7 separate regions of the Mus musculus genome follow, and regions 1, 2, 3, 5, 6 and 7 are each linked to region 4. The links are chromatin loops, found by intact Hi-C in ENCODE. Cell type or tissue: left cerebral cortex. All regions are shown on one strand. Links, peaks and the distances in the headings refer to the core of each region. The heading gives the core; the rest is flanking DNA. Region 1 overlaps Gm32622 (a long non-coding RNA gene). Region 2 has its middle 4.7 kb from the start of Gm17751. Region 3 has its middle 4.9 kb from the start of Gm32622. Region 4 overlaps Gm32622 (a long non-coding RNA gene). Region 5 holds the start of Mir6343 (microRNA 6343). Region 6 overlaps Gm32622 (a long non-coding RNA gene). Region 7 has its middle 11 kb from the start of Gm32622.

What was found. Peaks named below come from ENCODE experiments on the same cell type or tissue, not always from the same donor. Only the 100,000 strongest peaks of a DNase experiment are listed, where the experiment ranks them.
Region 1: it touches region 4 in a loop (5-fold over the local background); 3 of 42 quality-filtered maps call a loop at or near these places.
Region 2: a loop joins it to region 4, with 19 times the contacts of the local background. A loop is called at or near these places in 2 of 42 quality-filtered maps.
Region 3: it touches region 4 in a loop (6-fold over the local background); 4 of 42 quality-filtered maps call a loop at or near these places.
Region 5: a loop joins it to region 4, with 9 times the contacts of the local background. A loop is called at or near these places in 2 of 42 quality-filtered maps.
Region 6: a loop joins it to region 4, with 2.9 times the contacts of the local background. A loop is called at or near these places in 3 of 42 quality-filtered maps.
Region 7: it touches region 4 in a loop (3-fold over the local background); 4 of 42 quality-filtered maps call a loop at or near these places.

The regions. Positions count from the first base shown.
Region 1 is chr1:75,997,780-76,002,221 of GRCm38, forward strand. The region is part of intron 4 of Gm32622 (a long non-coding RNA gene); the gene reads left to right. Among named protein-coding and RNA genes, the nearest start is that of Gm29065, 19 kb to the right of the region's middle. In left cerebral cortex, for the core only: no CTCF peak of the experiment used is centred there; DNase peaks (open chromatin) are centred at 475, 1,838 and 3,660; H3K27ac peaks cover 218 bases.
Region 2 is chr1:76,482,226-76,486,667 of GRCm38, forward strand. No RefSeq gene overlaps it. Among named protein-coding and RNA genes, the nearest start is that of Gm17751, 4.7 kb to the right of the region's middle. In left cerebral cortex, for the core only: a CTCF peak has its summit at 2,339; DNase peaks (open chromatin) are centred at 1,631 and 2,180; H3K27ac peaks cover 1,291 bases.
Region 3 is chr1:75,929,599-75,934,040 of GRCm38, forward strand. No RefSeq gene overlaps it. Among named protein-coding and RNA genes, the nearest start is that of Gm32622, 4.9 kb to the right of the region's middle. In left cerebral cortex, for the core only: no CTCF peak of the experiment used is centred there; DNase peaks (open chromatin) are centred at 2,399, 2,934 and 4,065; H3K27ac peaks cover 1,374 bases.
Region 4 is chr1:76,068,349-76,072,790 of GRCm38, forward strand. All of the region lies in intron 5 of Gm32622 (a long non-coding RNA gene), which reads left to right. Among named protein-coding and RNA genes, the nearest start is that of Gm32737, 24 kb to the right of the region's middle. In left cerebral cortex, for the core only: a CTCF peak has its summit at 2,439; DNase peaks (open chromatin) are centred at 298, 893 and 2,584; H3K27ac peaks cover 2,327 bases.
Region 5 is chr1:76,508,139-76,512,580 of GRCm38, forward strand. Mir6343 (microRNA 6343) reads left to right here and starts at 1,422; the gene lies at 1,422-1,505. In left cerebral cortex, for the core only: a CTCF peak has its summit at 1,818; DNase peaks (open chromatin) are centred at 896, 1,547 and 4,178; H3K27ac peaks cover 432 bases.
Region 6 is chr1:75,990,119-75,994,560 of GRCm38, forward strand. The region is part of intron 3 of Gm32622 (a long non-coding RNA gene); the gene reads left to right. Among named protein-coding and RNA genes, the nearest start is that of Gm29065, 27 kb to the right of the region's middle. In left cerebral cortex, for the core only: no CTCF peak of the experiment used is centred there; a DNase peak (open chromatin) is centred at 2,138.
Region 7 is chr1:75,923,588-75,928,029 of GRCm38, forward strand. No RefSeq gene overlaps it. Among named protein-coding and RNA genes, the nearest start is that of Gm32622, 11 kb to the right of the region's middle. In left cerebral cortex, for the core only: a CTCF peak has its summit at 2,345 (motif pointing right); DNase peaks (open chromatin) are centred at 1,702, 1,994 and 2,334; H3K4me3 peaks cover 210 bases; H3K27ac peaks cover 377 bases.

The DNA of each region.
Region 1 (4,442 bases), core at 316-4,315, 70 kb before region 4:
AAAATTTCCTCCTTCCTCCCTCCTTCCCTCCCTCCCTTCAATACTGAGTGAGGCTCAAACCCAGGGACTCTAGCATGCTAGTCAAACTCTACCACTAGGCCACACCTCCAGACATATTCTCTGTTGTTTCTTAGAGGCCCACTTTTACTCATTTTTTCTTAATTGCTTTCTTCAGTCTGGCTGGGTTGTTTCTCATAGCCTAGAGATCATGAATAGTTTTTCTGGTTAACTAAAAAAGACTAACTTTTAACTCTCCCTAGCTGCTTGTTAACTGTCTCTTTATTCCTAAAATCTTTGTATGAGAGAAGAAATCATAAATCATAGCTCTTTAAGTCTATTAGCATTTCTACTGAAAGCACAAGTGGAATTTTGTCACATATAATTCTTGCCCACATTTCCCTTCCTGTAAGCTCACACACAGTGAAAGACTTGCAGACCGAATCTGCATATGCCTGAGTTTCACAGAGTCTTCATGCTGGACATCTGGGCTACCTCAATTAACGTTCAAAAGACGTCAATGTATAGAAGTCAAGGGCAGAGCTTTGGCAGATGTGTGCTGTGTAGGTGAAGACCGTCATCTCCTGTGAGAAGAAACTTTATGATTGGCAGGGACAATGTGACTATGTCAGCAGAGACTGTCCGTATTGGCTCTAATCGGGAGGAGAAATCGGGTGTGCTTCTGCTGGTGACCTCCTTCCTATGCCTACAGAGGTGTACATGGGACTTGGGGGCATTTGCTCTGTGATGAATTTCACTTAGACTTACCCAATGCCCTTGGACTAGACACAGCTGTACCTGTGTGAGGAGCACAGGACTTAGGACTCTGAAAGCATGGCAGAGATTAGAATGTAAAGGAGCAGCTCTTTGTCCTACCCTGGAGCATCTGTACCCCTGGAGAGTTGCTCCCTGTTACAGGTGGACTAGGACCCAGAGTCCTATCCAACTTTGTTCACAGCCACCGTTGTGGTCCTTTGTTCTCTCTATGGAGGTGATTATAAAATGATAGATATACTCATATACATATCAACATTACCCATAGCTTCCTTTATAGTTTTGAGAAAATATGGGCTTGGGATGTAGCTCAGTGGTAGAGCTCTTGCCTAGCATATATAGAACCTGAGTTTGATCTTTAGAATCCAAGACAAAAGCTAGACTGGGGGCCTCCAAATAGACTGGATTATATATGAATGTAACATTTGCTGGGCACTCACCTTCTGTGTGATATTATTCTAGGGATATGGCATCACATATACTAAAAATCTGAGTTTTCACCTCCATGGGTTCACAGTCTATTCCATAAACACATGTTTAAAGGTCTGTAAAGTAGATTAAAGAGAGGTGGGAGATTCTGAGGGCTGGTGAGATAGCTCAGTGGGTAAAGGGGCCTGAGGCCAAACCTGGCAATCTGGGTTCTATTTTTAGGACCCATATGGCCCTCTAACCTCCACACATATTCAGGCATGCACATGCCCATGCCCACTCCAAACACACACACACATACACACACAAATTTAATTTAAAAAGTTAAAAGTATTGATGCTGCCATTTTTCTTTTATTTTAACGATATTACTCACTGAGCTTTGCAATACACCCTTGGTCGTTATTAGAGTTTCTCTTTAATTAAAAGAAGAAAAAAGGAAAGAGAAAAGAAAACATTTGAAGCATGAGTCTGAGGTTCAGCTCTACTGTGTGTGGTTCTGATACCCAAACGGGAAACTCTCTGGAAATAGAAATTCTGCTTATAACAGGAAGCTGTCCTTAAGTGACAGTGTAGCCTCTGGGTAGGACAAGTCTCCCTACATCTTTTTAGTAAGTCAGTTTGTTTAGGCCTCACAGCAATGCTAGGAAGTATCATTTCAACTCCATCCTGCAAATGAGAAAACTGATGCCCAGGAAAGACTGACAACTGGTCCAAGGCCACACTAGTGAGAGAGTAGCCAGGACCCACACCCAGTGGCTAAGCTCCAGGATCTATGATTTTTACTATTCTCTATCCGCTGGCAGTCTTAGTGTGGGGTGGGGTGGGGTATCTGACAGGAAATATGTCAGTTATTCTGGAATTCCACCTTAGTTCAACTTAAATTTTCTTCCATCAGTGGCAAATAATGCCTACTGGATAGCCAGGAAATTTCCAAACTGGTGCTTTTTGTTTGTTTGTTTGTTTTAACATCTTTACACAACCCAGAGAGGTTCAGGAGCTGCACAATCGTGAGTTATTATGACTTGTTTATGGTAGTTGTTTGTTGGACTGGTGTGGTATGGATTTGTGGGACAGGGCATAGGGCACGCATTTCAACTGTTCACTCTTGCCCTACTCTGGAGCCAGGCTTTCACATAATAGGAAACACATTAGTCTGATTCTGTTTGCTAAAGCACAACACTCAATATAAGACAATGACTAAAGAAAAGAGGCTTAGTTGTCTCAAGCATCAAGAGGCCCAAGAACATGGCACTAACATTTACTTGATTCTTGCTGGTGCTGTCTAGTTACATCCTAGCATACCAGATAACATCATGGCGAGAACATGTGCAAGAGGAATGAATGACACGGGATTCAGGAAACTGGGAGCAGCAGATACCAGGTTTGCTTTATTTTGAGAAAAGTAGCCTAAGAGTTCATTCTCACAGGATCTAGCAAGACTCTTGAAAGAACACCAGTTCCACTTGAAGATGGTGCTCACAGTCAGCTCTTTACTTCTCATCATCCCCAACTCTCAAAGGCTCAACTACCTCTTTGTGTAACTATGCTGAGGATAAGTTTGCGCGATGTGAGTCATTGGGAGACACACTTAAACCATATCCCAGTCACAACAGGAACCAATAACCATTCACGTATGAAATGAATGAAATGCATACCACTGGGGGTCTGGGAATGAGGAATCCCTCTCCAGCCTCTTGTCTATCACACTCCCCAGTCCAGTACATTTTGACATTCCATTCGTTTTGAGGAGGACAGCAGCTCCTCATTAAGTAAATTAACCATTAAGTCAAGAACACGAATGTCAATATAGATACAGGCTGGTAATTTGCTGGCCAGTGCTCAAAGGACCCAAGGCCCTTGCATGTCATTTACACAGCAGGGGCCTGAGACATGGCAGAGAGGCTCTAGGCCAACACCCAGCTCACAGGATCTAACGCAATAGTCCCAAATGACATTTCTCTTCCACCTTGAGAAATGGATGTTCTTTGACTTCAAACTCTGAACATATCTGAGTGGTTAGGTCCCTTTTGACTCTTTTATTTCCATTTTAAAACAGGTTGTACTTTTTTTTTTTTACTTGTAGCTTAACCTAATGTTGCAGAGAGAGAGAGAGAGAGAGAGAGAGAGAGAGAGAGAGAGAGAGAGAGAGAGAGATATCTTTGATCATTTGTCATGGTGTGGAAAATCTGACAGTGGCTTCAATTAACAGATGAGAGCCCAGAGAGTTTCTCAGCCTGATCTTCCCCCAGTGCTTTCTCTAATTGAGTCAAGGAAAACAGGCTTAGCAGGGACCTTGGATGGCTGCCGAATGAAGCCATCGCTGTGTGAGCGAAGCTGAAATCTCTGCAGTGCTCAGAGATTTTTTCCCCATGCTGTTCTCGCAGGCTGCTGAAGCATAGCAGTCCAAGGCTGATGGCATTACTGAGATGTGGTAGGGAAAGCACCGGCTGGAACCCCGGAGGTGGAAGCTTCAGCCGGCTCTTGCCTTTGAAGGCTTGGACCGGCTTCTTCCCTTCAGATTTTACTTTCTTCATCTGCGCATGTGTGAACCAAAGTCTCTTTCAGTTCCTGGCAATTCTGCCATGAAAAAAAGAATAAAGGTGCCCGAAGGGGACAGGGTTGGAGAATCCTTGCTTAAGGTACACGTAGCTGGTATTCTAGGGATAGAATTTTTCAAGTCTTTGGTACATAAGGAGGCAGGGTGGTTAGAGAGGACTATGGAGAGCAAGATGGTCTTTGGAAACACTTCTGAGTCTCTTCACCAGCCTCTCCCTCTGGTTCCTCTCCATCCCAGCTAAAGACATCCCCTCTGAAGGTGAAGGCAGAATTGTATTATCAATGCTGGATCAGAGAGCAACAAAGACTTTGTTTTGACCCTGACTGTGTCTCTCTAGTGCTGCACAGCCTAATACCTTGTCTCAGGTGGGCACTCCACTAATATCTGTTGAACTTATGATGCTATACATGCTTAAAATGGCTAATAGGTTCCTTTAAATATTTGATTATTATTTTATTTATATGGATGCTTGGTCCCATGCATGTGTATCATTTTCATGAAGGTAAAACAGGAGTTACAGATTACTCTGAGCTGCCATGTAGGTGCCAGGAATCAAACCCAGACCCTCCTGAAGAACAATCAGTGCTTTTAACTCTCCATCTCTACAGCTTCCAGCAATAGATTTTTAATTACTAATGTAATATGTAATGCTTGAGCTGAACATGGTGGCTTACATCTATAAT
Region 2 (4,442 bases), core at 259-4,258, 410 kb after region 4:
CATTTTCAAGAGAGAATTGACCTTCTGTATAAAACCTAGCCAAAACAAAACAAAACAAACAAACAAACAAACAAACAAACAAAAACAAAAAAAAACAAAGGCATAAAAAAGAAATCCTATTTTATGTACATCTTTGAATTATATAGAAAGTGCATTTGAATGGTCCAATAAATCTATGCTTCTATGTAAGTTTCCATATACCTATATTGAGATAAAAACAAATGTGTATGCTGGGTCAGCCTCTTTAAAGACAATCTTGAAGTTCGTTGAAAAAGAAAACCACTTACTGGTAACATTTTCTTTTCTTGACAGTACTCGCTGAGTCAAGGAACCTAACCAACCATTTTAGCTGCTAGCTCTGAGTGGCAGGAGTCAGGCTTCTCTTAGCCCTGTTCACAGGGCTTCATTCTGTCTCTATCCTCCTGGAACAAAGGGTCAGGTCTGGAGATGTTTTGTATAAACCATCACAGGTCTCCAACCAGGAACAGAATCCACGTCATGTTCATATTCTAGACACTATGCCCTAGAGGCTAGTGTGCTCAGTTTCCAAGAAGAGTAGGCATGGCCTCTTTGTCATCAAAGCAGAGTTGTAGGAGCCACTGGGGCCACACTGGTTGGACACAAATCTGGCTGAGATTCTCAATGCTGGTTCCTCCACTTCCCACAATTTCCCTTTGGGCAGCCGTTTCTCACATTTTAAAGAGAGTATTTGGTAGTGAGGATGCCGACTACCTGAAGTTACATGAAAGTTGAATGCACTAAGGCATGTAAAATGCCTATGAGTGCCTGTCTTATGATCAGGATTCAGGACATAGTGTAGACTATTATTATTTTAATCTATTTATTCTCAAAATCATTGAAAATTGGCTTAATCTTTTTTATTCACATGTCCAGACTCTTTTACAATCTGCTCAAAGGATCCTTCAGACTATTCGCTGGTGAGTTGGGAAGATGTCCTTTTAGATTTTAAAGTAATTCTATGCTCTCTAACTTAATAAAAAATACTGATAGTGTGTAAATATAGGTTATACATTCTCCCCTACGTGTAGATTTCTGTGTCCAAAAGCTGACAGTTAGCCAGTTAAGATAATTCAAGAGACTGAGAAAAATTACTTCCTCAAGGTATTGACATACGTTGCCCATGGGGTAGTATTAATATTCTTGGAAAAATTAAAACTGATTTACCCAAAAAGCATGTTTTCATGATTCACCTATGGATATGTACATGCCTAGAGAAATATATGTTTTGTGTGTGTGTGTGTGTGTGTGTGTGTGTGTGTATACATGCTATTTCTTCTTCTTTTTTTAGTCAAATGCCACCATGCTGCATATGTTGTCTGCAAGTTGTGTTTCTATTCGGTGGTTTGTTTTTTGAGATTGATCCATGCCAGTTTGTGTAAACTTAATGCACTGCTTTTGACTGCTGAATACCACGCCAGCAAATAAATATGCTATATCTTATGTATTGGCAAGTCGTCCGGATTTCCAATTGTCTCTAAACTTAGGATGTTTCAAGAGGGGTGTCTGAGTCATGTAAGCACTTAGGCACCGCCTCAAAACTAGTTGTCTATCCATTGCTTTCAGCAAGTCCCTCATTCTCCAGTGGTGAGGTGTGTTTTCTTCCTTTGTCTCCCTGCAGACACCTGGCCAAGCGCCCTCAGCTCCCATCTCCTCCTTAGAGGATGGAATTCTCTTGAGGTCAACGCAGAGACCCCAGGCAAATGCTCAGAGGCATCAGGTGCCTTGGTCTGTCATTCATACCATGCCCAGCCACATCTGGTCCTGAGAGAAGGTGGGCTGAAGCGTTTCAGTTGCTCCTCTGGTCTCCAGCCTTACGGAGCTGCTATGAAATTAGACACCAGTGAATTGTTCAGGACATGTTTTGGACAAGTAAACTCAACCATAAAATTATAAATACTAGTCATCTGAAGCTCTGAATGGTTGAGAGCAATAGCTAATTAAGTAGATGGTGCAGTGCGTTTTACTTGCAGAATGCCTTGTTGGAGAGACAGAGGCTTCTAGGCTGGCATCAGGTCAGCACAGAATCTTCTTCTCGGGGGGAAAACAGATTTCATCTTGCAATCCACGATGCTCTGAAATTTCTAATTTGAGGCTCTGTGAAGAGATGCACAATCTGGTGCTTCATGCTCCATGGTTGGATCCACTCAGGCCCATCTGCTCACTGGGAAAGACTGGAGGATGCTTTCCTTTTGGTATTTTAATTTCAGGTGTAGGTGTTTCAAAAAAGGCAGCTACTAAAATGAGTCTTCTTGAGATATGTGATGTAAATGTTTAAGTCAAGCGACAGGATGGGTTTGGCTAGCAATTCATACCATCTAGTGCTCCCTGCAGGAAGCTCTGGTGGGCATAGGCATTTAAGACAGAGTGAACTTCAGGCCTGTCTTTCCCCAGGAGTCGAAGGTATAGAAGGCTGATGGAGCCTGTGGCCCTGGAGCGGTCAGTGAAATGAAGTTCTCCTTTGGGGTTTTCAGATCCATCTCTGACTTTTGCTTTTCAGATTTCTGTTGGTTATAGCTGTGAGAAAAGGTGCTTTTGTGCTTGGCTACTTGAAATCTCCTGGGAAGCATCCAGTTACCATCCAAGGCAAAAGTAAAGGTTGACTCTCTAGGGCTGTGGGGTTTTGTTGTGTTTTGTTTTTTTTTTTTTCTTGTAGTTTGTCAAAAGCTAAATTTTATATTTTTATCTTCGTATTTCCTGAAAAAGAATAGAACACTATTAGACTTATTTCTATCAAGGCAGCTGGTATGTGAGAGCATCAACCACCCTGCCTTCCCCAAATAATCAAGGGAACCAACCAACCAACCAACCAAACAAACAAACAAACAAACAAACAAAAAACAACTCCACCAAAACAAGCAAACAAGCAAGCAAGCAACAAACAATAAAAAACAAAAACATAATCAAAAGCAAAGCAAAACAAAACAAAAATGAAAGCTGAGCTAGATATGGTGGTGCACACCTTTAATTCCAGAACCTGGGAGGCAGAGGCAGGTGGATCTCTGTGAGTTTGAGGCCAGCCTGGTCTACAATGCTAGTTCCAGGACTACCAGGGTTGTTACACAGAGGACCTTCTGTAATAAGGTCACAACAAGAGAAACAAATGAAGAAAGAAAGAAAGAAAGAAAGAAAGAAAGAAAGAAAGAAAGAAAGAAAGAAAGAAAGAAAGAAAGAAAGAAAGAAAGGAAGAAAGAGAGAGAGAGAGAGAGAGAGAGAGAGAGAAAGCAAAAACGAGAGAAAAAGAAAAAGGAAAAGAAAAAGAAAAAAGAAAAAGAAAAGGCAAACAAGCAAGCACACTGGTTCAAATCCCAGCTCTGGTGCTTTCCTTTCCTGTGTCTGAACACGTTTCTTAAATAGTTCACCCTTGGCATTGTTTCTGCTACTGATACAGACAGCATTCTCTGCACTGATGGAGGGAATGGATGGTGGACAGTTGACACAGCCTGCTCTGAGCCATCTCTCCTTTGAGGTCAGCTCTGTTGAAGATTGTCATAACTATGCTGACACAGTTTAAAGCCTAGCACTGTAACACCTCCATCTAGAAGAGAATGATGCCTTGCTTACTGCATGGCAAAGGCTGATAGTTTTGTGAACTTACTTTGAGTATTTTTACCTCAAGATCGTGCCTCAGTTGCATCTCTCTGCTAGTTTCCTCTCTTCTAGAACACCAGGGTATTTGTATACTTGTCATCTTAACCAGACACTGGAATGGGGAAAGGGTTGTTTTATTTTGAAAAAAGGCCTCACTATGTTGCCCAGGCTGACCTTGAATTTGTGGACCTATAATCCTTTGTGCCTCAACCTCCCAAGTCCTGAAATTACAGATCTCTGTCACCAGGTATCACTAAGAGAAGATTAAATAAGTTAAAATAGACATCATTTGATGTTTAGAAGGGTATTTGAGTCTTTTTTTTTTATTTTGGCAGAGTTTGGAAGTGAAAACTATAAAACTGGGCTCTACAATACATTCATAAAATAAAAATGATGGATTTGGGGACAATCTATGCCCAGCTAGCTCTCAAAATGGCTAGATGCCTGGTAGGAATGCCAATGATACTGGAACAGTTACAACATAGCTAATTTTTTATAATGAAAAGAGAGGTCTGAGATCATTTTCTTTTGGATGTAAGATGTTTCTGTGTAGTATGACTTATTTAAATTTTCTTTTTGGTATATTTTGCTTATTGGTGTGTGTGTGTGTGTGTGTGTGTGTGTGGTATGTGGTGTGACCCTGCTACTCCTATGCTGTTACAAACTAGGCATTCCATAAATGGCTCAACAAGTCCACTTACACTTCTCCTCAGTGACTATATCTAGGCTTACAACTTCTATCTCTGCCATCTATGTGGCTCTGCAGTTCATTTACATAGACCACATTGTCCAGAAAAAGGCTGAACTCAGTCTTGCATTTCCAAGTGTCTGTT
Region 3 (4,442 bases), core at 122-4,121, 140 kb before region 4:
TTCCTTCTCTTCATCCTCCCCCTCCTTTCTCCTCCTCTTCTTCCTCTTCCCTCTTCTTTCTCCCCCTCTTCCTCCTTCTCCTCCTCATTACTTATTTTTGGCTGGCTCTCTCTCATTGAACCCTAGAATTCATTGGTTTGGCCAGGCCGAGCAGCCACCAAGCCCCAGTGATGCCCCTATCCCTGCTTCCCCAGCACTGGGTTAAAGGCTCCACTGTATCTGGCTTTTTATGCAATTGCTGAGAATCTGAACCCAAGTCTGCTTGCTTGGACAGCTAACTAAACCATCTCCTCACCCTGCCCTGTTGTTATCTTAAGTCCTGCCAGGGTAGGACCTCTTCTCAAAGCATGACTGTGGGCCTACTGGATACCACCTCCCAAAGTGTGACTGTGAGCCTACTGGATACCAGCTGTAAAGGGCAAAACAAAGCCAGGCCCATGCCCTGTAGAAGTCACTGGGAAAAAGGAATATTTGCTTGAGTCACTCTCTGGTCAAAAAAGGGACAGAGGTGAGCTAAGTATGATATCTCAGGCAAAAGGACCCTGGGGATGATGTCGCTTTGAGGGTAGGAAGAGTAGATTACATAAGGAGATCCTGATATAAGTGTGCAACCCCCATACATAAACACACACTCACACACAGACAGACAGACTGACACACACACACACACACAGAGACAGAGACAGAGAGACAGAGAGAGAAACAGAGACAGAGACATAGATAGACAGAGAGACAGACAGACAGAGAGACTCAGAAGCACTAACGACTCAGGGAGAGGTGAATCCTCAGGCCCCCCTGATAGACAGTGCGTGGAGCTAGTATGCCCCAGTAGCTCTAGGGCTGTCTTAAAAAGAAGAGTCTCAGATGTGTGTGCATGGAAACCAAAGGTGCACTCCTACCTCTGGAGATGTGAAACACGAATACACTCCCCTATTCAAGGCAATTTCAAAAGACAAAGCCAAGCAAGATGCTGTGCCAGCCTAGTGGTCCTTGAGCCTTCCCTATTCTGGAGAGCAGCAAGGAGTGAAGGGCCCTTGAGCTCTTCATGCTAGTTAGACTCATTACGGTAAAGAATGGGGAAGGGCTAAAGGGTCAGGTACACTACTTATAGACGCTACCATTATAGAGATAACTCCGGGAGATGCTGTGCTCCTAAGATGCCAGACCCACTGAATTATGACCACGGTGTGGTTCCAGAACCTTTCATACCCTGCGAGGCAGACAGGACTTCTCAAAGCACACAGTCTCTAGTGCGTTAATTTACTCTGCTTTTCCAGTTGGCCTGTGTGACATTAACTGTGCGGGTTCACAGCTGAGGGAGGGCATGCACGGAGCCTGTGTCCGTTTCCCACCTTTTAAACTGTTCTCTCCTTACTCAAAGTTCTAGAAGAATTCTTCCTCTTCGTCTTTGTTCAAAAAGTTGTGGCGTCGAGACACCTGACCCAACTTCAGGCTTAACCACCTGCTGACTGTTAAAATTCTTTAAGTTCTCTGGACCTCCGTCGGTCTCCACATTGGCAGTTAGAAAGGAGTATGGCTGGGTTACAACGCTGGTCCTTGCTTGGGAGTCACGCCCTAACATAGCTCCGGGTTATGGGACTCATGTTTCTTTGTTCATTAGGAACAAAGAACAGGACTTGAAAATTTAAAAGTTGTTACCATAGTTTAACATCAATACCTTCATTTTTCAGGCAACATTTTTCTTTAAGAGGAAGGAGCTAGCTGGAAGGAGGCCTGCTTTTCTCTCTCTCTCTCTCTCTCTCTCTCTCTCTCTCTCTCTCTCTCTCTCTTTTTAAACATTAAAGCTCCTGTCTTTGGGGAAGAAGAGGTTGCTGTGTGTGTGTGTGTGTGTGTGTGTGTGTGTGTGTGTGTGTGTTTGAATGTTTTAAATCAAAGCCTGCCGAGGGACAGAGAGCTCTAGGTTTCAATAAGCACCCTTCCTGCAGTCATCTTAAGACTTTCGCTTAGGAGGGTAATGCAATCTTCAGAAACCCTAGGAGACATACCAGAAAATAGTCATACACTTCAGTGGAATTTTCCTAAACGACCCCCCTCTCTATTTCCCCCTCAGGAGGGTCTCCTCTGCAGATTCCAAAGATATCTGCAGCCTCATTGGTCCACTGGGGAGATGGAGAGCCTTCCATGCAGACCTCCCCATCCGCATTCAGGCCAGCTGTTGACCACCCTGACTCCTGGAGCCTGTGTTACCAGCATGCACGAGGGTGGCTGTGGAGTGGCGAAGGCTTCTATTGGAAGCCCAGGGGTCCCTGGCCGAGTCTGGTTCCCTGACACATCTTCCCCCAGAGCCACTTTAGGAAAAGTGTCAGTATGAAGACAGTATTCTGGGACAATGTATGCAGACTTCTTTTAGGTATGGAAATGGGAGCCTGGGGTTTTCAGGGTTCATTCTGATGCTGTAAGATCTGCACATGCAAGCCCCAACACACCACACATAACTTCTTGTGAGGGAAATGGGTAGGGCTTCTTCCCTTTTATAGGGTTTCTTAAGATGCTGCCAAGATTCATTCCAAGCTATTTAAAGATTAAGAAATGCATTTTTGAGAACTTGATTCGATGTAATTTCAGGAAAAGACAAATACATCTAGAGAAGACAATGCAAAAAAAAAAATCCTCAAAGACCCAGTTGAAAGGACGAGTTGATGTTTAATTAAAAGCAGTGGGCACGGATGGATTCTGCACATTTTTGGGGATCAGGTTACCTGGAAAGAAAGGAAAATTGTGGATGGGTATAATATAAACAAAAAGGGAGTTCAAATGAGGACTTTGAGAAATTAAAATCAAAAGGGACTCTTCAAAAAGAGTGTCCATCTTGGGTATTAACCTCCCAACATTGAAATGAAAACAATGCTGAAAAGCTTAAAAAAAAAAGCAACCCACATTTGGGCATGCTTCAGATCTCTTGGCTTCCAGCTTTCTGTGGGAAGTTAGGTTTCCCATCCTTTGCTTGATGGGCCTTACATTTATTCTCTAAGTGCATCTAGGATTTCTTCCCTGCTCTCCAAACCACACTGACTTGAAAGAAGAGGATGCTTGTGAGGTGCTCTCAGGTTCTGAGTGAAGTTTAATGATTAAAACCGACTAGGCAGTAACTAGGAGACCATGGTTCTTGCATAGTGGGTCTCTTGGGGGGGGGGGGAATTGTTTTGTTTTCCTGACATTCTTTTCTTTCCTTATAGGATGAGATCTTTCTCAAGGCCATCCAAAGGCCACCAGTCAGTGAGCTGTCACCTCACACAGTCCCAGAGTTTAACATCCCAGAGTTGGTAGTTGGTCCCTAATGGTAGATTCTAGATCCTTCTTCAGAGGCAGAAACTTCAGCATCAGGAGGAGGGAAGACAAGGAGACAAGGGTGATCTTAACCTAAAGTCCAAGAAGCTGAAGACGCTGCTCTACCAGTACCTTGAAATAGGATCGCCATGAGTGCTTGAAAAGTGTCTAGTGTGGCTGAAAGATTATAATTTTAATTTTAATTTTATTGAATTCCATTTGATTTTGATTTATATAGCCACAGACAGACAATGGCTACCAGAGTCAAATGATGTATTTTGTGTGTTGCTATAACAAAATACCTGAGGCTGGGTATTTTAAGAATAGAGACTTATTTGGTACATGTTTCTGATGTTTGGGCAGTTCAAAAAGCATGGTCCTGGCAGCTGGAGTAGACCCCTGGCTTCGTGTCACACAGTCTGGTTGGTAAATGGCTATATATAGATGGAGCACATGCGAGCAGAAACGAGAGAAGTAGCTAAGTAGCTAACAGGGTGAACTGCCTTTGCAACAAACTGACTTTGCTTTACCCCATCCAGGCTGGTTAGACCTAACCATCCAAGGATGGTACCCTAGTGATAGAATCATCTCCCATGAGGCTTTGCCTCTCGAAGGTTCTCCTTCTGGTTCAAGGACCTTTGGCAGACAAACCACAAGAAAACCAAAGCAGATGGCTGTGGGGATGTCTTTATGTTTTAATGTCTTACGATTCCACTCATACTCAGTTGCTATGGTTGCTAACAGTCACCAACCCCTTTCACTCTCCCCAATGTTTTTCAGGGCCTGGCTTATCCAAGCTCACTCCTAACTCCTAAAGAAACAAAGATGAGTAAAGTACAGCCCTTGTTTCTCTAGAGCTCCCTGTCTTGTGGGAGAGACTCATGGATTTCTAGAAATGCTAGCTGTTAAAGCTGGGACTCCTGGGAAAGTAAGCGGAGCCGTTTGTCAATAATCATTTTGCAGGGCCCCTTAACATTCTCCGCACAGGGATGCACTGTCAGGCAGTTTGCTCCACGTTCATCTGGCCCACTTTTCTTCCTTAACCTCTGAAGCTAAAAGTAACCTGGACATTTGCCAGCTGCTGAGTCAAAACCTGGTTATTTTTAGCTTTGGGTGCCTTGAAACCGAGTTAGGAAAAATGACCTCAAGGAATG
Region 4 (4,442 bases), core at 155-4,154:
ATATATATGTTTTGAGTCTATGCAACTCACCCCATCTGGCTTATTCTGTGGGCCCTATGCCTTTAATGATGATTCTTTAACCTCTGCCAAAGACACCCAGGGGACAGGAGAGCCCAGAAGGAGGGCTTGGTGAGAGAAGGGTGGAAAGTAAACTCCCTGGGAGATAAAACTCATGCAGCACACAGGGGTGCTTTGTTCCATTAATTTTTATAGGGAGAGGCACGCCCCCCACTGCTTTATCCTGCCTCTCCCTCAGGCACTAAGCCAACTGTGTGTTCTCATACTGACATCTCTGCAAATAGCTGGGGAAGGAAGAGGCAAGCTTGAGATACGTGCATCAGTATGGAGGCCGCGGCCTGAAACCCTTGCCTTGCTCCGGTTGGTTCTAGGTCTCTTGCTATCGAGTTAGGACCTCCTTGATTTTATTTTGAATCTGACTAAACAGCTAAAGTCTGATATGCAGAGGACAGAAGAAGCCATTGGAAGCGAATATCTGCCTTTCTTTCTTAGTGAACACCAAGTGTCCCAGGGGCAGGGCACTGCGCCATTTGGAGAGGAGAGTGGTGGTGGTGGACGAGTTACCCTGATAGCACCTGAGATGCCTAAATAATTTCTAAATAGCATAGGGCAGAGACCACTGCCTCCTCCACTGCATATAAACGAGTCCTCAAAAGATCATGGTCGTAGAATTCAATCATGTTTTCCTGGAGCCACGTGACCCCTTTCCTCTGGTACCTCACACTCTCTGGTGGCTTGCTCATTTCTTATGTCGGGGACTCAAGGGTTGATTTGTATCCCTAGGGACTTGCACTCCAGCTAAGATGGAGTAGTGCCTTCCACGCTTGCCAGACACCTCAGTTCTTCCCGGCAAGACATCTGACCCCATTTCCTAGTCTTCCCCTGGCTTGTTCTATTCCTGTCAACATGATTGCCTCTTGTGGATGTTTGAATACTATAACATTTGGTTAGATGGTCCATGTCTGGAAATTCCTTCCCCAGGGAGCTCAGAAACAACCCACTCAGCATCTCTGTCTAAATTTCACTTCTCATCCACGATGCCAGTGCCAAGCTATAACTGCCCTTGCCCTGTTACACATATGTGACTGGATGTCCTTTGCTTGCTCCACCCCCACACCATCTATTGGCTTCCAGGACACTGTAATTTATTTCTCCGTCTCGTCTTCCTGTTTGTTCACTGTTTACATACACCTACTCCTCTGTCATTGGTAAAGTAAGCCCTCCTCAGGCCGTCATCTGATCTGCTTTCTTCACTGACGTGACCTGAGTACTCACAGGCGGTTCACATTAGCTATTTGTTGATGTTTGTTGGACAGTGTTTCATGAAGAAATTGCTTGGAGTTCTTGTCATATGTTTGCATGTCAGCCAAAGGCAACTTCCAGCGAAGTAAGAACTGAGTGGAAAGGTGAATTCCACAAATTTACCTCAGGAGCCTTATTCCTGGACCATTCACTTGGCCTGCTAATAATCCTGACCCTCGTGAGACACAACAAGAAAGTGAGTCCTGGCCATTGCCTGCTGTTCTATAGAAGCCACATGACTTGTACTTGGGCTTCATGGAGGCTTTAAGTGAGCAGAGCATCTTTGGAAGGCCCAGGGATGTTTTGAAAGTTCTGCAACTGGTAAATGATATAGAGGAATCTCTCACCATGAATCCTGATAGCCAGTCTTTTCCTTCTTCATCCAAGCTAGTTTTGGGACCCACAAGAGGAAGGTCAAGGCAGAATGGCTGGGATGACATCCAGAAACAGGGACCACAGGGATTCCAGGTTTACCATATGTTAAGGTGACCATGAGGCTTACCCAACCATGATGGAGGATTTTGCTGTCTGTGTGTGTGATTTCAGAATGAGCAAGGTGGTGCTGTTGCTAGAGATTTTGTTATTTTTCATTTAATGGTTTTGTTGCATATGTAAGTAGCGTCGGTTTACATGGAGAGCACTGGTTAGAATAATAGCACGGACTGTAGGTACTACTGCTTACAGCCTGTCTGGTTTGCTGGGCCATTTGTGTATGCATGTGTGTTGGGGGTGGTGCTCTTTAGCAGAGTGATTCTCTCTTTTGAGAAAATGTCTCCCTTTGTAGCCAAGGGTAGCTTTAACCCCTGGTCCATCTGCCTCAGCTTCCTGAGTTTTGTGACAAGCACGTGCCATACTCTGCTTCAGAGTAGGAATTCTTAGCAGGAGATAATGGCAGCCATCATGGGAACTTGGAAGGATGTTCAGCTGGCATCTTACAGGTAGAAAGCAGAGTGCTGCCAAACATCTATAGTGCACAGAACATCCCCATAGCAAATCACGATCTTGTCCAAATATTGGGGTGCTGAAGAAGGCTTGAGAAGCCTTGCCCCCCAAGAATGGCAGGAATGAATGACTGTTTCTGTCTTCCTTTTCTCCTTGTTTTTCTGAATCCTGCCTCCCCTCCCAGCTAGAGGGAGTAGAAAGAGGACTGGAAGTCTCTCTTTAGAATGTTTCTTAGGAATTAATTGGCAGAGGGAACAAGGAGTTCCAACCTCCCACGTCCGTCAGCTCACCACCTGCTGCAGCATCAATTATGTCTCGGCCCACGCCACGCCCGAAGGTTGGAGAGCTGCCGTGTGGTACTGTCGGTACTGTGGGGCTGCAGCCTTTAGACACCTTCCATGAGGCAGGCAGGGATGAGTGGTGAGCAACAAGAGGGGAGGCCGGTACTCCGTGTTGTCAGCAGCCGAGGAGCCCAGGGCGTCATGTAACCCAAATGAACTCCGGGTTTAATCTCTGCCTCTGACAGCTCCCTGGAATCGCAAGAATGCCTGAGGATATTTGTTCTAGCTCTTCCATTCAGTACTGAAATACTTTCCAAATGAAGAATAATGCTGTCAGCTACTACTCTGAGAATTAGCATATGCCTGCCGTTTGTTTCTTTCACCAATGGAGCCAGTTACAACCTCCCTTATACATAGTGTAGCGTTTCCCAGTTCTCAGAGAACAGGAACAGAAATGATCTCACATGCAACGGTTTTCACTGAATATTACATCTGAAAAAGAAGAACTTACTTTAAAGGGATTTTCTTTTTCCTGCGGTATTGGTCAGCAGAGGGGGAAGGAAAGACTCTTAAAACAATTGAGATTTCCATTTCCCAAACGCCAGAATGGTTAATGGATGGCCAGAACATTGGAGCCCTGGGGTAGCAGAGCCCTAGCTGTGTGCACAGCACTTTTTGCGTTGTCTTCTTTGTTAGTCCGGGATGAGCTAGTCGGATGGAGGTTCCCCTTGTTTAGATAACTTACTTTGCCGAATTCTAAATGTAAAGAATGGTCTCTTCTGCCGTGCCTTTGTTTAAAGGACTTTGCTGTTTGGCTTTCCTTTTAGTGTCCAAGACCCTACAATTTAGATGCCACAGCAGGTTCCTTTTTCAGGGGAAGTCCTTAAATTCTGGTGTCCCTTGAGGTTCCCTTTGAGTTTTCCACCTTTCCCATGTGCACATTTTCCATAGGTGGCTTCAGCTCTGCCCTGGAATCAGTTGCTGTTCAGCTCCTGTCTGTGTCTTTTTGATGGTGGTGGTGGTGGTGATGATGATGGTGATGATGGTGATGATGGTGATGATGATGAATGGCAAATCTATCCTCAGCCCGATGGATGTTTCAGTGTAGAGTGAGTCTAGGCTTGGATGGTGGGAAAAGCAAGACTGAGGGTGAATGTTGACTATTGTCCTTTTAGGTTGGATGTCTCCTTTGGTAAGAGTCCGATTTCATGTCCCAGATCCTGAGTTCTGTCAAGCTCTGCACTCTCTCAAGATTTACCACAGTGCCCAGCAACAGCAAACACCAAGAGGAAGGAGACTTCAGAGATGCTGAGTTTCTGTGAAATGCCTCCAGTACAACCTGACAATGGCTCCAACTATCACCTATAGTTGATCAACATCCAGCCAGGGGACCCTCAGTCTTCGTTGTACAGTAGAATAATCTAGAAGCTTTTTATAGACAGAGGTTAAGGCCTCCTTCCAGACTTCCTGAACCAAGACAATCAGGATGATGTAGGAAGATGTGCCAGCCTTTTTGTTGTTTGTCTGTCTGAAAGACCAATAGCTTGTAAGTAACCGACCAGTTGACTTGTTTCTTGATGAGAGTCCATCTTTAGCATTCAGTAGGAAAATAGGTCATTCCTACCGTCGGTCACTAGTTTAATACCATGGTCACAATGGCAAGTGACTGCTGTGTGACCAGGGCAATCATTTCTACCCACAACTTCAATCCAAATCCATATTTATTTTTGATAGATATCAAAGTGTATGTGTGTGTTTATATGTGTAAATAGTACATTTTTGCTGATCTAATTGTATGTGCGTGTGTCTTAGATACTGACTTAATTCATTATTAAAGCAGAAGTGTGATTCATTTAACTGTATTGAGACTGGGGAGCACAGTAATGAACAAAATGAATA
Region 5 (4,442 bases), core at 226-4,225, 440 kb after region 4:
GGTGCTGTAAGGACAAAGATTATTATTTTTAAGTTATACTCTAAATCTAAGATACTTTTCATATTTTCCACAGCTCTACCGCTCCTCATTTCGCCCTTTATGCAATTGAAAATGAATCTGCTGCTGAGGTCTGTTAGGTTGGCATCACAGCTTCCAAAGATACACAGTAAAGATAAACAGAGAAGTAAAATTGAAAGGTCAGGTCATCCCGGGGAAGCTGAGAACTAACACAGTGCCAAGCAGTCTCCTCTTGCATGCTAGGATGGAGGTTCAGAAGCTGTTGGCTTTACTCTGCTTGTTGGGAGACTGGTATACACCCCAGTTTCCTAACATGGGCCTCCCTATCATTGGGGCCTCAATGCCTACCCCTGAATTGGCAAGCCACCTTCATCAGCTCTGGATTATAATTGGATTCCCAATTTATCAAATACCTTCACGTATAACATGGTCTCACTAGGCAACTTGGATTTTCCCTCTGCTACAACAGGGTAATGCAGGGTGAGCATGTACCAGGTCAGGAAAATATGTCTAATGAATGCTTCTACAGATGGATAGGGGCTCAGAGCAATCTGTCTTCACAGATATCCTGGTAAAATGGCACAATCAGGAGAGAAAACCAAACTGCTCCATAAAATAATGAGCTGCAGTATTAGTAAGACACACTGAACACTCTCTTGCTTCCCACATGGTCCATTTGATGCTGCCCTCTTAACATGAGCTTGGCACCATGATCTCCATCCATTTTTTTCAATGCATGATGGAATTGAGCAAGAGTGATGTTAAATTAGTTACCCACAACTTTTGAACATCAGAAAAATATCATCTGACTACAGACACAAAACAAAGGATGAGTTGGCTTGTGTCAGTCTGTGGCATGCTGAGCATTGTGCGGAGGCAGCTCTGCACCTGTGTGGGCCATAAGTAAGTGATATCATCAAGCCCCTGCACAGAGGAGATCTAGCTCCACAGCAGACAGTCAGTATTCTAGATTTCATGTTTTACATTTCTGTATTTTCTTTTTCATGGGGCAAAATATGTAAGAGTGATCATTTCAAGTTGGCTTCATACTGAAGAGGAGGGGTGGTAAAGGCTAATTATAGTGGTGGTAGAGTTCAAATGTACTGAGCAAAATGGATTATAACATACCTTGAAAATCCAATCAGTTTGTGTGTGTGTGTGTGTGTGTGTGTGTGTGTGTGTGTGTGTGTGTGTATGTGTGTGTGCGTGAGAGGTGCGGGGGGGGGGGAGCAGAAAATGGTGGTAGTCATGGTTCTGATAAAGAAATAGGAGATTTGGTATAGGTATTATCATGTTACAAGGACTATGAGGTTATTTAAGGAGAAAGTCTACTCAAAGGGGGGAAAAAAAGACCAAGTTGAATAAATAGCTTTCCTAGAATGTCTCAGAATTTTCCAGTTATATTCAGATAGCTATTTATTGCAGAAAAGTGGGGCAGCCTGGCATTATGTTCTCCACTTCTATGTAAAGTAGGAGCTGACTGACACTAAGACTTCATCCTAGCAGTTATTTTATGCTGTGGAAAATGATGTCAATGTGGCTTAAAGCAGATATGACTGAGTGTGATTTCATCCTCAGGGCAGCGACTGTTGAGACGTGGCTCGAGTGGGAAGTTGAACAAATTGAATATAGAACATAGTTTAACTCTCTAGTATTATTTCAAGCTTTACCTAAAAATAAGAGATTCATGAGAAGTCCCCTTAAGTATCTTCTTGCCAATCTCTTTTTCATCTCTGTAGGAATTATATTCTTAAGTTTAGAATAGAAAAACTCACCAGAAACCCTCCAGGTGGATTCCTTCTGCAATTGAGAGCTGTCATCACTCAACAGTAGGGGCGCCTCACACATGGAGTACAATGACAGTGTAGCAGCTTGGGCAAGGTAGGGAGTAAAGGCTGGTTGAAAAAACAAAGCAAGATGCAATACCACCATGATTATATTTAAAATGTTTGGAAGATAGTATTGGATCTTCTGGAACTGGAGTTACAATCAGTGTTTTATGAGGTGCCCTGAGGGTACTTGGGATCAAACCCTCATCTCTGTAAGCATAATAAGCACTTTTAATCTCTGACCCATCTCTGAAGCCCTAATGATGATGTTTCAAAATAAACATGTATTAGAAAATTCAGTGGAATTGTGGCCAAATATAGACATTACTAGAAACTGCTATACAATGGAAATCATACACTTGGTACAATGTCAGTATTATGGGTAATTTTGTCTTGGATTTATCTTTATATATTAATATTTTTATTTAAGCAATTATTCTGTAATTATTATTAAATAATTACAGCCTACAAGAGACTCTGTATACATGTAGTGAAATATATACTTAATATTTTCTACTTAAAGGAAAATCATGTCAAACTCTAGCCATTTAACACCAGAGCAAATGATGTCCAAAAGACAGGGCAATGTGGTTAGGTACACTTATGTGGTGGTTCAAATCTGAGTGGCCACTATAGACTCATATATTTGAAGGCCTGGTCATTGTAGAGTGGTACTATTTGAGAAGGATTAGGAGGTGTGGCCTTGATGGAAAAAGTGTGTCAGTGTGCTGACTTTGAAGTTTCAAGAGTTCACAACAGTCCAGTCTCTCCCTGCCTCCCTCCCTCCCTCCCTCCCTCCCTCCCTCCCTCCCTCCCTCCCTCCCTCCCTCTCTCTCTCTCTCTCTCTCTCTCTCTCTCTCTCTCTCTCTCTCTCTCTCTCTCTGCCTATGGATTAAGATGTATCTCTCAGCTACTGCTCCAGCACTATGAATATCACCATGCTCCCCGCCATGGTGATAATGGACTAAATCACCGAAACTGTAAACAAGCCCTTAGATAAATGCTTTCTTTGGTCATGATGTGTCTTCTCAGCAATAAAATAGTGACTAAGACAACTCATGTAGCATCAAGCAGGGTTTGAATTCCTTCTCCACTGAGATCTTTCTTTCTTTCTTTCTTTCTTTCTTTCTTTCTTTCTTTCTTTCTTTCTTTCTTTCTTCCTTCCTTCCTTCCTTCCTTCCTTCCTTCCTTCCTTCCTTCCCTTTTTCTTTTTCTTTTTCTCTTTCTTTTTCTTTTTCCTTTTCCTTTTCTTTTTCTTTTTCTTTTCATTTTTCTTTTTCTCTTTCTTTTTCTTTTTTCTTTTTTTGAGACAGGGCTTCTCTGTGTTCCTGGCTGTCCTGGAACTCACTCTGTAGACCAGGCTGGCCTTGAACTCAGAAATCTGCCTGCCTCTGCCTCCCAAGTGCTGTGATTAAAGGCATGCACCACCACTGCTCTCCACTGAGATTTCTATCTGCTGTCTTTCACCCTGGGCAATGATTGTCCTTCCTTATCAATATTTCATATTCAGATGACTCCTATAGTAGGTTGAATAATGGCCAAACAAATTTAAGCGACTCTAATCCTGGGACTCTAATTTGGAAATCTCAATAGATGTGGTTAAATAAGGATGTTGAGATAGCCTGGAAGTGTTTTCAAAGTGTGCTTATAATGAGAGGTAGAGAATGATTTAATACACATGTACTCCTGGGGGTAAGGAGGAGAGGGAACCAAAGACTACAGTGAAGAGATCCACAGCCAAGAATTGCCAAGCAATGGTGAAGTGCCAGAAGCCAAAAAGGGCAGGGGATGAATTCTATGCAGAGCCTCTTGACAGAGGGTAGTTGTGCTGACAATTTGATTTCTAGTATTTATTTTGTCTCTGGAGCAGTGCAAGAGTATATTTCTATGGTTATAAATCACCCAGCTAGTGCTAACTTGTTTGGGCTGTCCCAGAAAACAATGTCAGTTCTAAAATGTATTTTCCTGACCCCGATCTCCCCTGTCTTACCCTTTTCCCTCAAGATGCATCTTAGTTCACTCGTTATGTTCACTCTGGGTTACCTTCTCCTTCTGATCCTCAGGATCTGAATATTTACAAATTATGGTTGTGGTGACCAGCTTTGGATCCTCAACTGTTTTCCTTTGCAGGGACTACTATCCTAGGCTGGGTGTTTTTCTCACCCATGTCTCCACTTAGCTGTCTTCAGTGCCCTCCACTCCTATTGTCTAAGTTTTACCTTCATCCTCCAAACAGACTTGCTTATCTAAAATGACAAAGTGAAGCTATAGCTATGAGCTTGGAGATGCTTGCAGAGTCAAGTGCAATATCCTCAAACAGTGAGAGGATGAAAGCCTGGAGGTGTGATTGTCTGGCTCCACTCAGTGTCCTGCTGGTTTCTGGCTATGCCACTCTAGGCAAGCTACTCGTCCATGCCTCAATCCTGTTTCTGCAATTTGAGGACAGCAGTGGCACCTGCTGTGTAAAGGGACATCAGGATAAATGAACTACATTCAGGTTCAAGTCTTAGAACTCAAGAAATAAGCAGGAAGCAGATAGCCTCCCTCCATTACAACCATCAGAATGTTATATAACAGATGTTGTTCTTAATATTT
Region 6 (4,442 bases), core at 169-4,168, 78 kb before region 4:
AACTCACTTATACAAGAATGCATTTAATTGGGGCTTACAGTTTCAAAGGGTGAGTCCATGATCATTATGCCAGGGATCACAGAAGCAGGCAGGCATGGCTTTGGAGCCATAGCTGAGAGCTTACATCTTATCTGCATAAGACAGAGAGAGCTAACTGGGAATGGCATGGGCTTTGAAACCTCAAAGCCTGTCCTCACTGACATACTTTCAATAATGTCACATCTCCCATTCCTTCCCAAACAGTTCCTAAACCATGGTCAGAATGTTCAGATGAGCCTCTGGGGTCATTCTCATGCAAATCACCATACCTAAGATATTGTTTTTCAAAGTGACACCAACACTTACAGTACATTTCTTGCTCTAATTGATGTTGTTATACTGTGATTTAACACGGTGTCTCCCTCACTTCCCCAAGTCCTACCCCTACCTCTGTGAAGACAAACTTTTTGAACAATTGCCCAGCTGGCTCCAAAGCTATTCTTTGATTCTGTTTTATCCTATGCTTTCTGTCTGATCATAGGTTAATCTCATTGTGAGACAGCATGCAATTAGCAAGACTTATTATGTTAATGAGCATACAAGTTATTATTTAATAATTGTTAGTGATAAAACACTTATGGGTTAATTGTTACAATTATTATTAAAATAACAAGTTGAAGGTTGAATTTATGTCTACAGCTTAATTAGAAAGAAATTTAAACAGAATTGTGAGCAAATGGCTGGTATACGGGGGTTATGGAATATTGTTCATGGATATGAAATTTAACAGTTATCCACCTGAACAAACACATATGGTACAAAGCATATTGTTTTTGGAGATAGGAGCTTACTCTATAGCTTGGGTTGGCCTTGAAATTGTGATCGCCATGCTCCTTCTGCCTTACTGATGGTGTACACCACGACAGAAGGCTATAAGAAAGGTTTTAATGCAAAGGCCTTATGCATCCTCTAAGCAAAGCAGGACTGCCAGTCTAATATTCCATTTTGAAACACACCAGTGGGTGCAGTATTGGACCTTATGACCAATTTAACTGTCAAGGTCTAGCAGTCAACATCCCAGAGTTGTGATCAGGTCAGATGACCTGCCTTCCTTTCCTGGTTACTAAAGAATTCTTGTTCTTAAGTAGTTCGTGAATGAGGCTTTAAAGATGATGGAAATGAATGTTTGTGGAGGTGTTGCTTCATATACATAAAGCACCCATGAGCTTTGGTATCTATGAGGATCAAATAGGTGATCCGGTGTGTGTGTGTGTGTGTGTGTGTGTGTGTGTGTGTGTGTGTGTGTGTGTGGCCATGCATATCTGCACACAGATACACATAGATCTGAGAACATATGCAGTTTGCAATCATTTAAAACTCTTTCTCTATAAATGATTTATATAAAATCTTGTACTAAAAACAGTGCATTGAAATTTATTTGTTAATGGAAAAGCAGAATATGAAGACATGTCTAGGTTTGAAGAAACAGGGTCGTAATCAATAAACCATGTCTTATTTATTTTTCATCTTCTTTATTATTTTAGAGTGTAGTCTTTTAGAAAAGCATGCACATTCTGCGTGAATAGTTTCCATCTCTGTGTTTAGTTTAGACTCTGGCTGATGTTGTGCACGTGAAGCTGATCTGCTTCAAGTCTTTCACTTCATAGATGATGAGACAGGTCCAAGAAGGGGAAGTTATTTGACAAAGTTGCCTAGGAGATGCGTAGGAAATATGGAGCTAGAAATTCAACCTGGGACTTCTTTTTAAACTCTTGATCTGTTCTTCACTTTCTAAGAGTGATCTAAAATGTCTTTCAAACTTAGACATGTCTTTATGCCTCATATGATCAGTAGCTTTCATTGTCAACTTGACACAGTCATTTGGTTAAAAAAAAAAAATCTCCATGAAGAATTTTCTGTATCAGTTTGACTTGGGAGTGTACCTGTAGGGAATTGTCTTGGTTACATTAGTTGATGTGGGAAGAGCCAGTCTACCATGAGTGGCACCATTCCCTGGGCTTAGGTCTTCGAGTGTGTTTAATGAGAGTAAGCTGAGCACTAGCAAGCCTGCGTGCTTTCATTTCTTTCTGCTTTTGACTGTAGCTGTGATGTGAAGAGTTGAATAGTTTCCATCTCTGTGTTTAGTTTAGACTCCAGCTGATGTTGTGGGTGTGGAGCAGGGGCTGATCTGCTTCAAGTCTTTCACTTCATAGATGAAGAGACAAGAAGGGGAAGTTATATGACAAAGCTGCCGAGGAGATGATGAGTAGGAAACATGGAGCTAGAGATTCAACCTGGGACTTCTTTTTAAACTCTTGAACTGAGAGTTTTTAAACTCTTAACTGTTTTAAATTCCTGCTGCCTTGGCTTCCCTGCTATAATAGGCTCTAAACTGCTATTGTGAGCTAAAGTAAATCTGCTCCCCCAGTCGTTTTTGTTAGAATGCGTTATCACGGCAACCGAAATGAAACTAGAACAAAAAATGCCATAAATAATATTGTTTCATATTTGCAATCATTTTATAAATATTTCTAGAAAACACACATATAGTCACATATGTACATACATACATACACAGACATACAGAGAGAGAGAAAGAGAGAGAGAGAGAGAGAGAGAGACTTAAAACAAGAAGAAAAGAAAGGAAATATCAATACCATATTGCAATAAATGAGCAGAGTTGAGATTCTAACCAAAGACTTGGGATTCATCACCTTGCCATGCAGGGAAATGACGAATACATATTGAAGGATGCTGACTAGGAACGATTCCTTGATCCCTTGAGTGCTTAGAGCTTCTAGGCCTGCTGATGTGTTCCCTGCTCATGGGGGGATCTTCTAGATCACTGAGGTGTGTCTTCCTACAAGATGGTGGCAGCTACTTAGTGGAGGCCAGGCAAGCCACAGCCCCATTAAGTGCTTCTTCATGTGACCTAGAAAATGTCTGTCTCAGCAGATGTCTGCTCAGGAGTGTGGGGGCAGCCTTTGTAAGCCCTTCTTTACCCCTGGCATCTGGGGATGCAGAGGATGGCTCCTTTTCAAAGGCAGAGGGAGGTACAAAAAACAAACAAACAAACAAACAAACAAAAAACCAGGCTAGGTCAGTGTTAAAAGCAGGTAGGTAGAAGATCAGAACTGAGAGTAACTTTGTCTTTATTGATTGACTTCACTTTCTGGAATGTTCTAAGTGCTCCCACAAGGCCTCTCCTTTGGAATAGTTTCCTTATTTTAAGAGGGAAGAAATCTGTTCATTGGTGGCTCCGTCTAGTCCTACAGATTTGCAAGTGGACATGGTTAAGAAGTGGAACAGCAGCTTTTGCCAAGGCAGGTTTTTCTCATCAGTTCAGTGGTCATGTAGGGAAGAGGACCAACTCCAGGACTCAGGTATGCTTAGAGGGGAAGAAGGAAGCCCAGCCCTGAATTATGAAATTCATCATCTGATCATAGGGGTGTGTGTGTGTGTGTGTGTGTGTGTGTGTGTGTGTGTGCTCAGTTAAAGCATTTGCTTATGCGTGGCTGTTACAAGGCAGTGCGGGAATCTTGAATTCAATTAGACTAGAACAATATTTTTTAAAAGGAGAAGACAGTTCCATCTTCAGGGTTGGGACAAAGAAAAGAAACATTTCCTTTGTTCTTTCATGATAGTTTGACATCTTTTAGATTATAGCCTGTGATTCCAGGAGTGTTGTTTCAATCCACCTAGCTTCCTGTCCATCTCAGATCTCAGGCGACAGCTGAAGGGGAAATGACCATACGTTCTAATGCAGCATTTCTACATGAGAAGCAACCAACCAGACAAACAACTCAATAAACCAACACTTAAAGACTCTAAACATCTCTATCAGTATCAAACAAGATCAATTTGTGGGAGTATGTGTTTGGAAATACATATTTTTCAAATTCAAAGGCAGTGCGTGTATTTATCTGGCAATTTATGGAATTATTAGCACACAGCTAAACATAGCTATACATAAAAAGGGAAGGGCCCACCTCTGTATCCCCAGTGGGCTTCCCCCTCAGGTCCTGTTCATGAGTGGCACTACTCTGGGTCTAACTCCCGCCAAGCTTATGGGTGACTAGAAGAGTGATCACATACAGCCCCTGTCTCTGGCCTTAAATGTTTCCCTGGGGGAAGTTCTAGATCACTGGCTCTCAACCTACCTAGTGCTGCTACCCTTTAATACAGTTCTTCATGTTGTGGTGACTCCAACCATCAAACTACTTCTGTTGCTACTTTACAACTGTACTTTTGTTACTGTTATGAATTATAATGTAAATACGTTTTTTTCTGATTGTCTTAGGTGACATCTGTGAAAGTGTTGTTTGGCTCCCACGAAAGGGACACAACCCACAGGTTGAGAACTGCTGTTCTTGATAGAACTATTTAACCACTGGTCTGAGCATGGGGGCTTGGAAGGGGGGTGTGAAAATCTAAACATTTGAATGAGAGTTGTGTGCTTAAAG
Region 7 (4,442 bases), core at 253-4,252, 140 kb before region 4:
ACAGGTCTTTCCTTAGCAGGTGTGTCTCACTTTGCCAATCAGTTTCAGTCTGGTAAGAAACTGCAGCACACCACCAGAAGTTTCTTGGTCCGTTTTTTTTTCTCTATGGAGTCCTGAAAATGCAGCCCACCTACGCTATGTAAGGTAGACCAATACATGCATGTGGTTAGCAAAGAACCCTTCATCACATGTCCTTTCACTTGCTTGCTTTACCAGAACATCCTCTCTCCTGTGTCTGCTTCAGCGAAACCTTCCTTCACAAGTCTGCCTTAGTCTTTCATCTGGGTACACTTCAGCTAAATGTTCCTTCATGTGTTTGCCCCAGCAAAACACCATCTAACTGACCTTCCAAAGAACCCACAAATTTCCACTTCAATAGAGTAAGCTTTAGGATAGCTAGGACTACACAGAGAAATCAACCAACCAATCAACCAACCAAAAAAAAAAAAAAAAAAAAAAAAAAAAAAAAAAAAAACCAAACAAACAAAACCCCAAGCCCAAAACAAAACAAAATAAAACAAAAACGAATAAAGGAAAAAAAAAAACCCAAACTCAACCAAGAACAAAAACAAAACCAACAAATAAACCCTACCCAAACAACAATACCCAAAGCAAACCCCAAACTAAAAACCAACCCCCCAAACCAAACCAAACCAAATCAAACCCATTGAGAACCAAGATGACAGGGAAACATGTCTCATCTACCTGGCAGCCTCTGTATGTGTTGCATCAAGGAATGATGGGAGGTGAGGCTTTACCTGAGTCATGCTGATTGCTGGGCTGAGGGCAAGGATGTGTAAGGATGTGCGACCCTTATACTTTCTTTTGGGTATTTCCCATTGTCATTACATTGTCCCCTGGTCCTCAGCTTCCTCTGGAATGTTTGATTCATAATTGTAGCTTGAAGCCTTTGCTGATGTCCTGACCTGCACTCAACCCCCTCAGACCTAAATCCAAGTGCCCCCCAACCCCAACCAGTTGAATGTCTGTCTGCTTCAATGAGGAAAGCTGCCAGGAACTGGCACATAAACCAATGTCTTGTCTTGACCCTAGCTCAAGCCTAGAATGATTAGCAAAAGATCATTAGAAATGGCTGCTTGTTCTCTGCAACATTTAGCATCATAGCCATGGCTTCCTTCCTGATGTAGAAAAGAAATGGAAATGAAACAACACTGTAGTTTTTCAGATGACTTCTTAGCTCTCCCATATAAACCCAGAAGCTCCAGGCTAGAATCCATAAAAGCAAAGAAACGCAGTGCAGGTTACAGGGGCTTCTGGGGTGTGTATCTCCTAATCTGATAATATTTCTAGCCGAATCTACTTCCATTTCTCACCTCTTAACTGACTTTTCAGCTTCTACCCCTACAATTCTTATTTCCCTCAGAAGCAACTCTGATCCTTTTAAGTTGTGAGTCTGAGTGTGTCAACCTTCTGCTCAGTGTCTGGGCCTCTAGTGGCTTCCCATTGTTCTTCTGAGAAGAGCTGAAGTCTTGACAGTGGTCTCTGATGACTGAGGGCAGGGGCTGGACAGCGACTATTTTGGCCTTTGCCGGCCTGGTGTCTGTGTGCTCATCTGCTGTAGCATGAGCAAAGCCATGGAGGATAAGGTAAGGCACAGCACGGCTATAACCCGGCACATTACCACAAAGGGCACGGGGTTGGATCTGGTCCATGCCTGGCAAGCTCCTGTCCCTTTTAGAGATTTGGCCTTAGATACCTCTCAACCCTCTTGCCTTCTGCTCTCGTGCTATGCTTCAGGCCCATGGGCCCCTGCAAATTCGTCACGCTCTCACTTGGGCCTTGAAACTGGCTGGGTTCAATCTAGAATATTCTTCCCCTACAACTTTGAGTGACACATTTTCTTATTTTCTTTGTTTCTGTTTGTGGATCTTTATCGAGAGCTCTCCCCACTCCCTAATCACTTCATCTGAAATAGCAAAACTTACTTTTGGCACGCCATCCTCTTTACCCTGCTTTCTTCTGCTTGGAGACTGTTGCTACCACCTGACATCACCACTCATGGAATGAATAAATGATTCTTTCGGGGAAAATATTACCAGGTGCCTCCTTCATGCCAAGCAGGGAGCCGAAATTCCAATAGAGAACAAAACATAGGCTTTGTTATCGTTGTACACGAGTGGAGCTTAAATAAACATAAACATGGGAGCCAGAGAGAAGTGCTCTGAGTAAAATTAGGCTGGCCAAGGGGGCAGGTTGTGGGGTTCTTTCTCTTCGTTTGCCTTCTGCCTGGCTTCATCTGAGTTAGAGAAAGCCGTCAATCCCTCCTCCCTTTGCTGCATAGTTAGAATCTAAGAAAAACTCAGTGCCGACAGGGGGCGCCACAGCTCTGCAAAGAGGTGAGAGCCAGACCCAGGCTGTCAGGCTTCTGAAAAGGGCAGGAAGGGAGCTGAAGGCTGCAGCCTAGGGACTGGGAAGTTGGAAGTTATGGGATGTAACAGGATCTGAACACTACAGCAGCCTCACCGCAAGTGTTTTCCATGGAGCGCTGCCTAAGCTACGGGGCCTTGCAGAACAATGCGCTTTTAAGTTAGATGCTTAATAAATCAGCCAGGCATGCATTATTATGCCGCAATAGAGCCCTTGTTGTGTCTTAATGCTCAATTAGCCAGTGCAGAATCTGGGTCGGGCTTTCTATCATCTTGGATGTGTGGCGGGAACTGGCCCAGGTCTCATTGCTCTACCCGGGAGTGGATGCTTTTGTATCTTAGCAAAGCCAGGCACTAAGGTTGAAGGGAAGTCACAGATTGGGAGAACTAGACCTTGACACCGACCTTCCTCAAAGTGGTTCAACTCCAGTTGATATAGATGGGAAAAAAATCAGTTCACAGAGAAGTTACTTGGCCCAAATCTTAAGATGAGTGAGATTCAAAGCCTCCTTTCTGATTACTGATTCTGGGTCATATATTAGCTTTCATCAGGCACATTTTCAGGACACCAACGATGCCTTTCCTATGCCTGTGACAGGTGCCATAGACAGTAACGCCTTCCCACTGTCTGATTCTAAGTTAACCACTAGCCAGAAGAAGCCTCATTTATTTGAACACAAATGGATAATCAATTAAGAAAGAGCCAAACAAAGAAACCCCGATTTTTATATTTTATGGACATCCCAAGGGTGAGGGTCCAGTGTCCCCATGGTACCAGATTAAAGACAAGAGTAAAACCTTACCCTTGTTGAACCCTGCCTGCTGCCTCCTGGGTGTTCCGGCATTCTCTGGAGTGGAGACAGGTAGGCACGGCAGCTGCAGAGCATCATAGCTTGAGGGTCTGCTTTCTGCCTTTTACATGTGATTTACATACATGGGCACAGTGCATGCTCCGTAGTCTCTTCTAGCTCATTCCCTCCTCAGAGGGTCAGAGTTGTGCTGAAGTCCCCCAAGACTGCAATTCCTGTTAGGTCTCCATAGTAAGAATGTGTTGACTTTAGTCCTAGTCTATTGACTGTCTGCAAGGCTGTTTACTAGTGCCAGGGGACGCAACCCATGTGACTGGAGAGACCCTGTGGCCCCTGTCAGGCACCCACATCAGTATTTGAAGTGGAACAGTCCTAGATAAGAAACACTAATCAAAACCATAATAAGACACTGCTACTCACCTGCAAGTAGGTTGGCTAAAATGATAAAAGTCTAACAATATTAACATTGGGCAAAGATGTGGGTCAAGTAAACTCATATGGAGTTGGTAAGAGTGTAGGTTGGCATGGTCACCAAAGAGGATCATTGCACAGGAGTATTTAGAGATAAATGCACCCACCTGCACAGTATTCAAGTTTTTATACTCCAAAGTCTTTCTTCAAGGGAAGCCCGTGCATTTGTTCAGCAAGATAAATGTTCCAGATTATTACTTCAGAATAGTAAAAATATTGGAAACTACCCAGGAGGATAAACAAACTATCCAAACGTGCGTGCAAACTGGATGTGCTCTTGCGGTGGACAATGAAAAAGAAAGACTGTAGTACGTATTGAATGACAGAGATAAACGTACAGATGCAACCTGAGGCAAGGGGGAGCTGACACGAGAATCTATACTATAGTGCTCTATATACATAAGAACAAGGACAGACAAGCTAGTCTGTAGTGATACAAACCAGACTCTGTTTACCCCCACAGAGGAGACTGGGTCAGGAAGGGACATGCAGGAGCCTGCTGGGGAGGCAGGAATGCCCTATTGATATGTGACGTCCAGCGAGTCTTCTAAAGTTTGGACACTTACAGTCTATTTGTCAGACCTACATGAAATCAAAGGAGAGCGAGGGGCTTGGGAGAGGAAATCTGCGGAGCCTTCTGGTACTATACCCTACCTCGGGCTTCCAGGACTTAGCCTCTGTTTTCAAACCCCTAACGAACACCACCTTGCAGTGTGGATGATGCTGTTTGGTGCCCAGACATCAGTTCTAGTACTTCCCCTGTCAGCTTAATGTT